Linked DNA regions of Homo sapiens: region 1 is linked to region 2. A link is a contact called in ENCODE Hi-C or POLR2A ChIA-PET data. All regions are on one chromosome and are shown on one strand. The core of a region is the stretch at or near the end of the contact, and the rest is flanking DNA. Distances in the headings are between cores, read along the strand shown. Region 1 holds the start of FBXW11 (F-box and WD repeat domain containing 11). Region 2 overlaps LOC105377721 (a long non-coding RNA gene).

Region 1 (2,700 bases), core at 102-2,601, 520 kb before region 2:
TAGAGAAGAGTTTCGCCATGTTGCCCAGGCTGGTCTGGAACTCCTGCGCTCAAGCAATTCGCCTGCCTCGGTTTACCAAAGTGCTGGGATTACAGGCGTGAGCCACTGCGCCCGGCCAGGCTGCTGTTTCTTTATCTGCACAGCTTTAGCCTCAATCTAGAATTCCCTTCCTCTAGATAAGATGAACTGAGATGCTCAATCATGGAACGACCCTCTCTTCCTGACAGTATCTAATCCAGTGAAGCTCTCACTTCCTTAAACCCTCTCCCAAATCACTAACAACTCTTACCGAGAGGCCCTATCGTTCCTCAATGTGTGTTCTCAGTCACTGCAACTAGTAATAAACCCAGCTTGTTCAACGATCCGTGTCTTCCTGGTGGGATTTGGTTAGAGGGCACGGACAGACCTAAGTTACACAGAGTTGGAGGCTGAGTTCACTAGAAGGAGTCTCCGCTTGTGTGTTCCTTCTTAGCCACTCTTTTGGTTAGTGTCTGTCGTCCCTCCACCAGAATTAAGCTCCATGAGAACAGGAGCCTTGTCTGTCATGTTCAGAGCTGATTCTCAGCGCCTAGAACGGTACGCAGCGGAAGCTGGATGCTTAAAAAATAACCATTTTCTGAACGAATGAATGAGGGGCTCGATATACGCACGTCCCCTTTAATCTCGCAGCTCCTCGCAGATCGTGTGACATACAGACAGCACCACAGCACATTTCCCAAAACCCCGTCTTTCCCGAAGAAATCTCGAAACTCTCACTCCTGGGATGCCCATCCTCTCAGAGCCTCTTCCCCAGGCCGAGCTTCTCTCACTCGCTGGCCCCTTCCCACACCTGAGCCCCAGGTCTATACACCTTCCTAACGCACCTAGAACCCACCTGTCTCCACCATCTGCCCCTACCATCAGACACTGCCGGACGGGCCGCGCAGCTACCTAGGCGTCTAGGGAGCACTGCGGCATGGACCGCGCATGTGCGGAAATGGGTCGCATACGCAGGACCTCCGACAAGTGAGGAGTTGCCTCGGAGTTTCCGTCCCGGTCTGGGCAGCCTTGGGCTGCCAGGAAGTCAAGAGAAGCTAGCCGGAAGGACAACCCGGGCGCACGGCTTTCTGGGACACGTAGTCGTGGCGCTCTCGAGGCCCTGCCATGAGCAAGCTCTTAACTCTTCAGGTCTGCACGTCCTACGCCCACCGTCCAGTGCTACTCTCAGCTCGGAGTTCAGCTTCGGGCTGCCAAGAGCCAGCAACCTGGTGTCAGAGGCTCGGTCCCACAACGCTCTGCGGGCCGCGGCGCCTGCTGGGAGGTGTAGTCCCCGATCTGCGTACTGCGTTCGCCGAGGGGGAGGGCGGAGCTGCCGGCGGCCCGGGCGGGCTGGCAGCTAGAGTGGGTGCGATAGCCGCCTCCGCCTCTGCCGCCTCCGCCGTCGCCTCCTCCGCCCGGGCCGTTCGCTGCTGCGCGGGGAGAGCGAGGCGGGGCCGCCGGGGCCGCCATGGAGCCCGACTCGGTGATTGAGGACAAGACCATCGAGCTCATGGTGAGTGCGGCCCGCTGGACCGTCTGTGCTTCCGTCCGTCCGGCCCCGGGCGGGCCTGCCCACCTCAACGTCCGGTGCGAGGCCGGCTCTGGCCCTTCCCAGACGCCTCGACCCAGACCCGGGCCCCCAGCCTTCCCTGGCCTCGGACCTGGCGCGGGCTCCTCTGATCCCTCGACATCTCCGGCCGGTCCTGGCCCGGCCCCCTCCATGCCCCTCGCTTCTCCCCCTCCCCCTGGTCCCGTCTCCGGTCCCAGCTCTCGGACGACCCTCGCTCGTTTATGCTGTAGACTTAGGTCGCACTCGCTCTAGCACCCCATTCTCCTTCTTTTAGAAAGGGATTTTTTTTTCTTTCCTCTGTTTCGGCCCAGGCCCGCACCGCGCTTGCAAGCCCCACTCAGGCCGAGTGAGATGGTGGGAAGGAGTACGGAGATGGGTTGGGGCCGCCTGGGCCTCCGCGTCCTAGGAGAGGTCTCAGCACCCACTCCCCAGCCTAGGTCTGTGTGGATGCCAGGATAGGCCCTACAGAGCTGGGGGGGCAGGGAGCTTTCGGGTTTGAGGCTGTGGCGGATAAGGAGGCCTCTTTCCCGGGCCCTTGTGGTGTCCGGCTTCTCGGACAAAGGGTTTCCTACCCGGCGGAGAGGGATGTTTGCATAGCAAGGGCCCAGGTACTCTGGATTCCATCCTCCAGGAAAGAGAAGGCGCAACTTCACGTTTTCCAGAGCTGCTTTGGGAAATTGGAGATGACTGGGGAGGGAGCCATCCTCATCACTGCCGCGAGGTCTTTCTTCTCAGAAAGAAAAAAAAAAGAGGGGAATCCTTGGCCCCCGGGGGAAGCGACCACTCTTCTGTTAGAAACCACTGGCAGCCAGGCCAGACTCCCGGTCCGTGGACACCCTCCACCCTCCTCCGAAGCTTTAGGATTTGAAACCAGAAGGGGTTTTTAGGAACAGGACAGTGAGAGAGTGGCTAGAAGTGAAGAATTTGCTAATTGATGGATGATTTGGTGGAAGAAATAAAATATGGCAGATATTACCTGCCAACGTGAACATGAGGGAAATCAAATTGGGCTCTGGAGAGCTGGGAAGAGGAAGTCTGCATCAGCAAATGGACATGTCCAGGATTTCTTCCTATGGAAGCCTTGACAGTTTCTTTGTATCTTTCCTAACACG
Region 2 (2,700 bases), core at 27-2,526:
TTCAAATGAGCAAGGTTGGGCAAGACACTTCACCTCATTGATCCTCAGTCTCCCCATCTGTAACAGAAATAATACTGGAACATACCCCCGTTTGGGTTGTTCCTAGTATTAGGGGAGATTGTGTATATAGAACTCTTGGTATTGTGTTTGCCACATGGTGAGTGCTCTATGGATGTAACCTACCATTATCATTATTTTGAAAAGCTGCCGAATTTTGTGAAGGTTTACAAACGTTTCCTTTGGTGGTCTCTGATCTCATCAATCCTAGCCTCCACCTTCAGCTCCCATCCCAGCCATCCTCCCCACTGCAGTGGCTGACTCTGGGTGCCATGAGGCCTCTGCATTGGGCCTGGGACTCCACTGCTTAGACCTGGTTGCTGGTCCCAGCTCTGTCACTGACCAGCTGGGTGGTCTTGGGTGAGTCATTTTACTTCTCCAGACCTCGGTCTTGTCATCTGTTAAGTGGGAATGATGTCACTGTATACCTTCTAGGGGTGTTGTAGGGATTAGTACAGCACCTGACACATAATAAATGCTCAATAATTGCTGTAACGATTACGTTTAGTTGGGGTAGGCCGTTTGGGTTTTATTTTTTTAATCAAGTTGTGGGGGGGTGGGCGCCCTCTAGTGGTGAAGCCCCACCTGGTGGGGGGTGCCTCAGCCTTTAGCCTGGGTGGGGAGGATAGTGAAGGAAGGACCTGTGGACTCACATATTAGACGGGGACCTTCTTGGAACCAGGGGTGTGTTCCAACCTAGGGCTACCACAGCCGACCCTGGGACCAGTGATCTGTACGCTGGCTTGGCAGGGAGGGCAGAGAAGGAAGCTCTGGCTTAGACCCCTGGGTAAACATCTCTGCAAAGAAGGAAGAGACAGTGGCCACCATAGAGAGAGAAGACAGGCATGAGAGGGTGCAGAGGCAGTTCTCATTCTCCCCTCTTCTATTGCTAGACACACCCTCACTACCATCCTCCCAGTCCATTTTACGGATGGAAAAACCGAGGCCCACAGAGGTAAAGGCGCTCTCCTGCGGTCACACAGGACATCCAAGGCAGAACGCATGCCAGCACCTGAGCTCCAGGTCCAGTGCTCTCTGCTCCACACTACAAGGTCAGCTTAGCCAAGCCAGGTGACGGGAAGCAGAGGACATTTCATTGAATCATACAGTGAAATTTCGAAGAAGGGGAAAAAAGCAGCAGGCGGAGTTCCCAGGGCTGGAGCCCTGCCCAGCTAGTCCCAGAGCTCAGGGAGGGTGGGAATGACGCAGCCTGGGCCCATAGCGGTCTCAGGAGCACCATTCGCCGGGAATCTGCAGGCAACGGCAGCCAGAAGGGCTGCAGAGGCTCTGGGAAGGACGGCTGAGCCGGCGGCGGCCCAGGCTGACTCCACAGGGACGCCAGGATTCCCTCCATCACAGAATCCAAGAGGACCCCCACCTATCCCCAACCCCCACACACACAAACACAGAGAATAGCCCAGGCCCAGCAGAGCGGACGGGCAACAGAAGCCTCCTCTGCAAGGAAGGGGTCAGCCTGGAGCAGAGAAATCCCCGCAGACCCATGAGAGGGGCGGCCACGAGCAGGAGTCCAGGCCCAGCTGTGGGCCGGGGCTGAGGCCGAGGGTTGGAGGCTGTGGACACGGCCAGCTCCCTTCCCTACTCAGACAGGCTCCCTTCCTGTCCTCCAACCTGGGAGGCCTTGCCTGCTATGTGTCCGAAAAGCTTTCTCACGAGTTATAGCTCAGCTGAGACTCACAATGCCTCTGTCGGATCATCCCAACCTACAGGCGAGGAAGCTGAGGCTCCATGCGAGGAAGGGGCTGCAGGCTTTCAGAGCCATTCCCACCCAGCATGACTGTCTGACATCACCCCCTTTGACATCCTGAGATCTGCAGCATTAGGCCAGGGGAAGGAGGGCATGGATCTGGTCAGCCACTGGCCCCCAGGACCCTAGTAAAATGCTATCCCCTACCCCAGCACTTAGCAGCTCCCGAGCCCCAGTGATCACGCACTCCCAGGGCAAGATGTGGAAGGAGGTGGTGCATGATGACACAAAGAAAGCAGGCTTTGGCTCAGCTGGACCTGAGTTCAAATCCTGGCTCTGCTGTATATTTTCTGGGTGACCTTGGACATGTCATTTGCCTCTCAGCTACCCAGTTTTCTGAGCTGACAGAAAAGCATAGTATCCTCTGCACATGCCGTTCGTAGTAAAAGTAAGAGCTACCGTTTATTGCACCCTTTAAGATCAGGTCCTGTTCTCATCACTGTCGCTGCTTTAGATGATCTAAGCCTTTCAACAATGCCCCAATATATTATTACTCATAGCTCCATTTGCAGAGAGGAAACAGAAATATCTAGGAATAGGCAGAGCGAGGATTTGAACTCAGCCTGTCTGGTCCCTAAATACTAAGTTACGGTGTCCATTTATCACATAGGAAAAGCACATCACAGATGTCAGATGTGCTATGGGGCTGGAAAGTTTGGGATGAGTGGAGATGGCAAGGTTCAGAAACAGATTGACCAAGGAGTGCCCGTCTCTGCCAGGATCCATTTGGACCAAGCTCATACCCTGGGTTGGGAAGAGCTCCGGTTGTACTCTGGGGTCTCAGCTCACAGCTCCAGCCCGGTCCCTTCATCAAATCATCTACTTCTCAGTAGTCACTGAGGCTCTCTTTTGGGCCAGGCCCAGGACTGGACACGCAG

Evidence for each region. Hi-C counts contacts between places; a loop is a spot of excess contacts on that map. ChIA-PET counts read pairs that join two places held with the same protein, here RNA polymerase II (POLR2A). Pooled maps may share reads with other maps.
Region 1: a loop to region 2 is called in a pooled map, with 4 times the contacts of the local background. The contact joins the promoter of FBXW11 here to the enhancer-like site in region 2. A Hi-C loop is called at or near these places in 2 of 50 pooled maps. POLR2A ChIA-PET finds 5 or more read pairs at or near these places in 3 of 52 experiments (H1, MCF 10A and WTC11).

Annotation. Positions count from the first base shown.
Region 1 is chr5:172,005,289-172,007,988 of GRCh38, reverse strand. FBXW11 (F-box and WD repeat domain containing 11) reads left to right here and starts at 1,351. Exons shown (of 14, transcript NM_001378974.1): 1 at 1,351-1,531. The coding sequence starts at 1,487. RefSeq lists enhancers at 1,027-1,296, 840-1,467, 2,067-2,186 and silencers at 1,327-1,606, 1,617-1,726.
Region 2 is chr5:171,482,532-171,485,231 of GRCh38, reverse strand. The region is part of intron 2 of LOC105377721 (a long non-coding RNA gene); the gene reads left to right. Among named protein-coding and RNA genes, the nearest start is that of FGF18, 64 kb to the right of the region's middle. Within about 2 kb of position 1,276, at least 6 of the 41 ENCODE cell types and tissues checked have a DNase peak (open chromatin) inside an H3K27ac peak, as active enhancers do.